2 separate regions of the Homo sapiens genome follow, and region 2 is linked to region 1. The links are chromatin contacts, found by Hi-C or POLR2A ChIA-PET in ENCODE. All regions are on one chromosome and are shown on one strand. The core of a region is the stretch at or near the end of the contact, and the rest is flanking DNA. Distances in the headings are between cores, read along the strand shown.

The links. Hi-C counts contacts between places; a loop is a spot of excess contacts on that map. ChIA-PET counts read pairs that join two places held with the same protein, here RNA polymerase II (POLR2A).
Region 2: a map of gastrocnemius medialis shows a loop between it and region 1 (2.9-fold over the local background). The contact joins two enhancer-like sites. A Hi-C loop is called at or near these places in 1 of 168 maps with a recorded cell type or tissue (gastrocnemius medialis). POLR2A ChIA-PET finds 5 or more read pairs at or near these places in 2 of 52 experiments (Panc1 and activated B cell).

The regions. Positions count from the first base shown.
Region 1 is chr3:14,523,338-14,527,782 of GRCh38, reverse strand. GRIP2 (glutamate receptor interacting protein 2) reads left to right here. Exons shown (of 24, transcript NM_001080423.4): 2 at 1,852-1,932; 3 at 2,211-2,346; 4 at 3,245-3,390; 5 at 4,085-4,171. Among named protein-coding and RNA genes, the nearest start is that of GRIP2, 15 kb to the left of the region's middle. RefSeq lists enhancers at 1,658-2,157, 2,158-2,659. Within about 2 kb of position 1,946, at least 6 of the 41 ENCODE cell types and tissues checked have a DNase peak (open chromatin) inside an H3K27ac peak, as active enhancers do; they include gastrocnemius medialis, where a contact is called at or near this core.
Region 2 is chr3:14,432,816-14,437,119 of GRCh38, reverse strand. All of the region lies in intron 2 of SLC6A6 (solute carrier family 6 member 6), which reads right to left. Among named protein-coding and RNA genes, the nearest start is that of SLC6A6, 32 kb to the right of the region's middle. RefSeq lists enhancers at 698-1,609, 1,610-2,521. Within about 2 kb of position 2,088, at least 14 of the 41 ENCODE cell types and tissues checked have a DNase peak (open chromatin) inside an H3K27ac peak, as active enhancers do; they include gastrocnemius medialis, where a contact is called at or near this core.

The DNA of each region.
Region 1 (4,445 bases), core at 697-3,196:
CTGGGATTACAGGTGCCTGCCACCACACCCCCCTAATTTTTGTATTTTCAGTAGAGATGGGGTTTTGCCATGCCTCTGTTGGCCAGATTGGTCTCGAACTCCTGACCTCAGCTGATCTGCCCACCTTGACCTCCCAAAGTGCTGGGATTACAGGTGTGAGCCACCATCCCCCGGTCTAAATGCTAAAAAGTGAAGAATAATATAAGTTAGACTAATATACTAATATACACACACATACAGATTCCTGGAGCCCACCCCCAGGGTGTTTCCTTTTTCAGGTCCTGGTTGGGGCCAAGAATTTTCCTTTCTTACTTCCCTTTTCTTCCTCCTTCCCTCCCTCTTCCCTCCCCTCCCCTCCCCTCCCCTCGCTTTCCTTCTTTCCTTTCCTTTCTTTCCTTTCCTTTCCTTTCCTTTCAAGTAATTAGAAAATGAAATTTGAAAAACAATCCAATTTCTGTAGCTTTAACACACTTTAAATGCCTAGGAAAGGCAATGCCTTGGAAAAGAAATACCTTCCCTTCCCTTCCCTTCCCTTTCTTCCTTCTTTCTCACCCCCTCTCTCTCTTCTGTCTCTGTCTTTCTCTCTTTTCGAGACAGAGTGAGGGTCTCAGAGTCTCTCTGTCACTGGAATGCAGTGGCGCAATCACAGCTCACTGTAGTCTCGACTTCCCAAATTCAAGTGATTCCCCTACCTCAGCCTCCTGAGTAGCTGGGACTATAGGCATGCACCACCATGCCCGGCCAATTTTTGCATTTTTTGTAGAGATGGGGTTTCACTATGTTGCCAAGGCTCGTCTTGAACCCCTGGGTTCAAGTGATCCACCTGCCTCGGCCTCCCAAAGTGTTGAGATTACAGGCATGAACCACTGTGCCCAGCCAATAATTTACATTTCTGACAAGTTCCCAGGTGCTGTGGGCCTGGGGACCACATTTTGAGAATCTCTGCATCATACTGTTCTACCTTCTTTATGTTTGAAATGTATGAAAGATTTTCTACTAACTCAAAAGAAGCAAAAAAGACAGATTTCATTGCAGATGAAGCACCCCTTGACGTATCTTAGAGAGATAAAGAAGACATGGAAAATATGAGAGAAGGGTGGGTGTGGATGTGGGTCATGGAGAGTAAAATGGAAAGTCCTAAAGTACATCTATTAAGCTTTTCAAAAGAGAGAGAGCTGTTGGAAACAACATTTGAAGAAACACAAGGGAGCGCTTTCTCGAATTAGAGTGAAGGAGGACAGACTTATCTCAGGCTGCCTAGAACGCCTGAGAATGTGATTCATAAACTGTAAAGTGCAGTCCTCATGAGGAAGCATTAATCAGGTCCACCCAAGATTGAGTTTCGTCTCGGTCAGAGCTGTCTCACATGAGCTGCTGTGCCTGCGTTTGAGAGAGCTCCCCCTCCCAGCAGGTATGTAAGCACAGCCCTGGGTAGTAGAGTCAGCAGAACTGGGTTCTAATGCAGATTGCACAACTCTCCAGCTGTGTGACAATGGGCATGAGTTGGCCTTCTCTGAGCCCCAGCTTCCTTATCTGTACAGTGGAATAATCTGATCCATGGTAACAACATTCACAGGGTTGTTGAGACAGTGAACCACAGAATGGCTGTGAAGCTCCCAATATGTAGTGTAGTGCTCAAAGAATGTTACTCAGCCCCAAGAGCAGGGGCCAGGCTTTCTTTGGGAGGAGGAGCTGTGAGGATTCTCCAGCAGAGAATCGGGTGGAGCTGGTGGCAGGAGGGAACCCATCTTACAGGCCACGTCCACAGAGTGGAAAATTCCCAAAGCAGAAGAGGTCTGCAGGAATGGAAACGAAAGTGGAACTCGGCCTTTCCCTCTTTCTCTCCTGCAGACGATGGGCCCTACTCCAAAGGAGGCAAGGACGCAGGAGGGGCCGACGTTTCCCTGGCGTGCCGCAGACAGAGCATTCCAGGTAATGAGGCTTCCCTCATTCCCTCTTTTTCTGCCCTGGAGGCACAGAGAGCCCTAGGTGGGGGTCAGATGGCAACGGCTCTGCCACTGACTTGCTCTGTGACCTTAGACCAGCCACTTAACCTCTCTGATTCTCCTCTGTAAAAAGGAGGTGATCATCACCCAGGGCAATGCAGCAGAGTGCCCTACCAACCAGGTGCTCGCCTCGCTTATCTTAGAGCTGGGGGCCTGGGGTGGCCCCAGCTGCCCGCTCAAGCCCCCATCCCCATCTGTTGGCAGAGGAGTTCCGAGGGATCACTGTGGTGGAGCTGATCAAGAAAGAAGGCAGCACGCTGGGCCTGACTATCTCAGGTGGCACCGACAAGGATGGAAAGCCCAGGGTCTCCAACCTGAGACCTGGGGGACTTGCAGCCAGGTGAGAAGTGGGCTTGGCACGGCCGCAGGAGGGGGGTGCAGAGGCAATGATGGGAGCCCAGGGCCAGTGGAAAATGTACTGAAGGTCTTAGGCAAAGCAATCAGGCAGCTGTTTCCAGGAGCACCCATCAACTTGGTGTCTGCAGAGGGAAGGCCTCCAATGGAGGCTGTAATTCTAGGCCCTGGCTTCTCTTTTCTTTTACACCAGGGGCTTGGCCATAGCACCCCACAGTCACCAGGCCATATCTGCCCTCCAGGCCTTTGCATATGCAGTCCCCTATGTCCAAAAGCCTATTCCCCACAGCATCCTCCTGGCACACTCCTCTTTACCCCTCCACACTCAACACAGAGGTCACTGCCTCCAGGAAGCCCTCCCTGACCCGAGGCCAAGGCAGCTGCACTGCTCTGTTCCTGAAGCCCCACATGCACATTTCTGCACACATTGTCTGATTTCATTTGCCCCTGTGGCTCCCTTGGACTGTGAGGCCTGGGAGTTAGCCTCTCAGTCACTGCCTCCCTGGGCCTCACACAATGCTGGTGCAGATAAATGTCCAGTTGAACAGCAGGAAGGTTGGTGGTGAGAAGTCAGGAAGAGCATTAGGGAACAGCAAAGGATGTGATGATCTGGTCACTCTGCAGGCTCGTCTGAGACACCCCTGCAGAAGGAAAAGCAGGCAGACCAGCGAAGGGGGAAAGCCTGGGACCTGGGTGTCAGTCTCTGCACTCTCTTACGTGCTGTGTGACCCTGGACAACTGTCTGACCTCTCTAAGCCTCAGCTTCCCCATTTGTGAAATGAGGATCCAGTGATCATAGGGATTCCAGAGGAGGGTGGGTGTGAATGCCAGGACTGCATGGGCCAGCACCTGTTACCATGTGTGCCCTGGCCTTCCTGCTCTAGGAGTGATCTGCTGAACATTGGTGACTATATTCGGTCTGTGAACGGGATCCACCTGACCAGGCTCCGCCACGATGAGATCATCACCCTGCTCAAGAATGTGGGCGAGCGCGTGGTGCTGGAGGTGGAGTATGAGCTGCCCCCGCCCGGTGGGTGCCCTTGGACGGGGAACTTTCTCCACTGCCTCGGTTGCGGGTGGACACGGCTACCTCCCCACCAGGGCCTGGGTGGCAGGGATCATGCCAGATGGAGTGGGTAGAACCTGGAGACTGGCCACAAGCATCCATACCTCGCCTAGGGGCTGTGCCTACAACCGCAGTATGCTGTCACCAGGAGGTGGTGGGACTCTATAGCCAATGTCATTTTACATATTTAGTCTCCAGATGCTTTTCCTTTAGCGGGGAGGGTTTTGGAAGCATTAGCTGAATAAGTCGTTCCCTGACCTACCACGCCCACACTCCACTGCCCTGCACTAAGTAACGGTGGTGTAGGGTTTCACCTAGCTTGGGATTTTCAAAGCTGGTCTAAAGTCTTGAAGTTTGAGTAACTGTCTGGAATTCAGCCCTGGCCTGAGCCTACCAGCCATGGACTCAAGCCTGAGTTCTGCCGTCGTCTCTGTGAGCATGGGCAGGCCCTTTCCTCTCTCTCAGTGGTGGGCTAAGTGGGATTAGGGGAGAGGATCCCTCTAAGCCTCACTTGTTCGACCTGTAAAATGGGCAAGGGTTTACCCTCCCTGTAATCTCTGTGACTGATCACCCAGTCCTCCTGGAATGAGCTTTGGGCACATCTACCGGCCTGGAGATGCGACTGAGGGACTCAAAGGAGTCCTCCATTTCTCCCCAGCTCCTGAGAATAACCCCAGGATCATTTCAAAGACAGTGGACGTCTCCCTCTACAAGGAGGGCAATAGCTTTGGCTTTGTCCTTAGAGGTCAGTGAAAGAATTGCCCTTGGTATTGGGGCAGCAAGAAAGAGGCTAATACTAATTCCATGTGTGTGCTGTTTGGATTTGAATGTAATTTATGTGTATCTCAGTTCTGACTTTGAAGAACACAGGACCGTTAAGGTAAGTATTCAGTGGGAAAATCTGCCAAGCAATGAAGTAGGCTTGGTTGGGGAGAGTGAGAGGAGAAAGTTGTACCGGAAAATGATGGTGAAAGCTGCTACCGAGACTGAGAACAAAGTCTGGAGCTTCCTAGAGATCA
Region 2 (4,304 bases), core at 839-3,338, 91 kb after region 1:
CCATCCTTCCTGTGCTGATAAAGCACAGAGATGTGAAGTCACTTGTCCACAGTCACACATGAGGAAAAGGCCACTTAAGCTCCAAATGCCCCCCAGGTCTGTCTTGGCCTCTGAAGTCCATGTTCTCAACTACTGTAGCTGCTATGGATCAAATGAAATGGGGTCTGGTGTCTTTAAGGAGCCAGCTGCAAGCCGGCTGACAAACTGGGGAACTAGGCAAAGGCAAACAGGGAAGTGAAGGGCCACATGATGGAGACGGGGCTCAGGAGGCTGGACAGGGCCTGGGGAGCAGTCAGTGCCAAGGGCCACAGGGCTGGGCCAGGCCAGCTAATGAAACAGCACAGACTCAGGCAGGACAGATGGCGTGCTGGACTGGAGCCCTCCTCTAGCAAACAGGGAACTCTGATGGGGCTCCCTGGACCACTGTCTCCATAGATTCTGGGCTAGGTACAGGCTCAGTGAGCAGGATGGCCAGGATCTATTAGTGATGCCTGCCAAGGGCACTCTCCTTGGCCCTAGTGTTTAACAATTAAGCACCAAAAAAAAAAAAAAAAAAAAAAAAAAAAAAAAAAAAAAAAAAAAAAAAAAGGGAGTTGTTGTTAAGAGTGCTATTCCTGGGTGGGCGTGGTGGCTCACACCTTTAATCCCAACACTCTGGAAGGCTGAAGTGAAAGGGTGGCTTGAGGCCAGGAGTTCCAGATAAGCCTGGGCAACACATTTGGACCCTGTCTGTACAAAAAGTTAAAAAAAAATTAGCCAGGTGTGGTCACGTGCGCCTGCAGTCCCAGCTACTCAGGAGGCTGCGGTAGGAGGATCACTTGCACCCGGGAGTTGGAGGCTGCAGTGAGTTGTGATCATGCCACCTCACTCCAGGCTGGGTGACAGAGCAAGACCCTGTTTCTAAAAAGATGAAAAAATAATAATAATAAAGTAGAAGCTCTTTCCATCACTCTAAGTGGAGTAGCTGTTTTAAGTGGAAATTAATCAAAGCCTTTCTTTTTCTCTTTTATATATATTTTAAAAGTACACCTTTAAGAGATTGAATCATTGAATTGTATCATGAGGTCTGTATCTGTTGGTTATCTGCTCCCAAGGAAAGGCTAACTCAAGCGTGGCGAGCTCCAAAGCCTCCAGAGGCCTGGTGGGCAAAGGACAGGAGTCCACTGGGGTGGGGAGGTCGCAGGGAAGAGTGGGAACCAGGGGACAGGAGGAGTCTGGACTCTCACAGGCAGCTCTCCTTAGCTCCCACTACTGCAGGTGCCTTCGGGACTGGTGCCCACTGGGGCTGGATCCTCCAGCTTCTCAAGAGATGTTGAAATCTGGTTTATATGCACACACACATTTTTCAGTTTCTAAACCACCACCTGGGTCAAACACAAACACAGAGGGGGCCAGACTCAGCCTGTGGCCAGTCTGCTCTCTTTGGTCACACTATTGCCCCCAGGTCACCTAAGGTGGCCGTGGCAAAGGGAAGAATGGGCTCGTGCGGAGATGCTGACCAGGCTGGCCTACAGCCCTGATGGCTTGTCCCGGTGAGGTCATCCAGGAAGCCAGGCATTGTTTTGCCCGGAACAAAGCCGAAACAATGAGCAAAAATATTCTGGTCGTAGTGAAAGTGAATTCTGTTGAGGAAATCGTTTCAGCATGCCGTCTCTGGGACAGGGGCTTGTTATCTACCTGGGGTTCAGCATCCTCGGGTGAGGTCCTCCCCTCTCCTGATTTAACTGCAACCTCCACCCCACCAAAGTACGGGTCTACCCTCAGAGACCCCCGACCTCCGCTAGAAGCCTCCTGCCTGGATCACACTAAGCCCTGCAGAAAAGCCTCTACCTCACCCCCGGCCTCATCAGCCTTGCCTTTCACAGATCAGGAGACTGAGGCTCAGAGAAGGGGGAAGCCTTATCCCAGGTCCCACAGCTACAGGACAGTGGGCCAGGATTTGCACCCACGTCCCAACTCCATGACCTTGGTGCCACCCTGGGGCAAGGTGACCTCTGGATGGGGACCAGCCAGACCACGTAGTTCTTCTTAGTCTGTGGTTTGCTGGGGAAGAGTGGATGACAGTGAGCAGGTTTTGCAAAGAACAAGCCTCTGGAACAACGCCGGGGGTGGCGAGACACGGTATGAGTCTAATAGACAGCCAACTTGTCACCTTCCCCTCATAAAAACATTGGCAGGTGAACATAAGGTCTGGGGACTGGGTCCAAACTGTTTTATCATCTCCTTGGAAGTGGCAGGACCTGGCCCAAAGCCCCAGAGAACCACAGTCTGGCAGCAGAGGAGAGGCAGCAAGGAGAGTGCCACCGTGCCAGTTGCAGGGGGAGGGGTGGAGGCACGGCAGGCTCCCGGTGGCAGGATGGCCTGAGAAGGGCCAGGATGAGGCAGGGTGGCTGGCGCTGCCCCAGATGAAGGTGTTTGAGGCACACACCATACTCCAAACGGAGGTGCCCCACAGCAGAGCCCAAGCAGCTAAGTCGGGGAAAGGGCAGTGGGCGAGGTCAGAAAGCTGGGTCATGCAGGCCAAGTCACTTCCCCTCTGCATCTCAGAGGTCCAGGGTTAGAACAAAGGTTTGAGTGGCTTTGGCAAGCAGTGGCTGTTAACTCACCCTACTATGTGCCAGGCACTGCTCTAGGAACTGGAGACAGTGGGTGAGCCCTACCAAGCTGACCTGCAGAAGGGGAGATAGACACTAAACACATAAATGAGCAATTATTTATGACAGTGCCCAGCACACAGAAAACAACAAAGTAGGCCCCTCTGCGGAGGTGACATTTCATAACAACAGCAGCTCGCTGAGGACTCACTGTGGGCAGGCCCTGTGCCAAGCCCTTTCCAGACACCAACTCACTCACTTACTCCTCACCAGCCCGGATGATGGAAAGAGGCCCAGAGAAGTAAAGCCACTTGCCCAGGGTCATACAGCTGGATTCAAACCCAGAAGCTCGGCTCTAGGGAACAAGCTTTTAGCCACACTGAAGCTGAGGCAAAGAACTGGGGGCAAAGAACTGGGGGAACACTGTTCTAAGAGCAGAGAACAGCAGGTGTAAAGAGGGCCATGGTGCACATAGTGAAGAAACAGAAAGCCAGAGTGTGGCAGAGAGGAAGAGGGGACGGGGCCCCCAAGGCCAGAGTTAGAACCTGGATTTATCCCAAGTTTTGTGCTGCCCCAGTGAGGGCTCAACGCTTTTGGCTAAAAGCCCTGGATTGTCCCTGACCACCAACCCTTCCCTTCTACTCTGAAAGGGAACTTAAGGGCCCATGTTGGGTTTTTCCCTGCAGGTACTTATGACTTTTTTTTTTTTTTTTTTTTTTTTTTGAGACAGAGTCTAGCTCTGTTGCCCAAGCTGGAGTGCAGGGTGCGATCTCAGCTCTCTGCAACCTCCGCCACCTGGGTCCAAGAGATTCTCGTTTCTCAGCCTCCTGAATAGCTGGGATTACAGGTGCCTGCCACCACGCCCAGCTAATTATTTAGTATTTTTAGTAGAGATGGGGTTTCACCATGTTGGCCAGGCTAGTCTCAAACTCCTGACCTCAAGTGATCCACCTGCCTTGGCCTCCCAAAGTGCTGAGATTATAGATGGGAGCTACCGTGCTCAGCTAACACTTTCTGGTGGGGCCTGTAGAGTCGTTAACCCCACACCTCGGCCGCCTGGGTTCCTCACCATGAGCTGAGAACCTGCGGGGTGGGTGGCCAGAATGTCTTCCCCTTGACCAAGGACCTAACACCTAAGACTGGTGGCACAAACACAACATCCTTGTGCAGGAAGCCCAAACCCTGCCGGCTCCATGGGTGAAGCCATGCTTTGAAAGGAACAGGGTCACCCTTTGCTGTAATGTGCTCTTGGGAAGTCATCTGCCCACTCTGCTCTGAGCAGGCACTCGCTTACCTGGGGCAATTCTCTCTGGGGGAGGTGGCGGGAGGGAACAAAAGCTCTGGCTGACTGAGCACCTGCTACACACCTGGCCCAGGGCCATCACAGGGGTACTGGGTCACCGTCCCACCTTCACAGCACTAACGTCCCACCTTCACAGCACTAACGACTAGAGAAGGAGGGAGGGGCTCGTTTTGTTAAAGAAACAAAAATTATTCTACAAGTTCAGAGGAAGGACAAGGTTCCGTGTCTGGTCAAGGGTAGGCTTCAAAGACGTCTCTGGTCAAAGAGTCCCTGAGAGCTGGGCCTGACAGCCTGGACACACAGAGGAAGGTCAAGTCTCTGGGATGCTGTCTGAGGGGACCCTGGACACCACTCAGTAGACTTCCAGGGCACTTGGTACCCACAGCTGGGCTGGAGGAGAAAGAGGA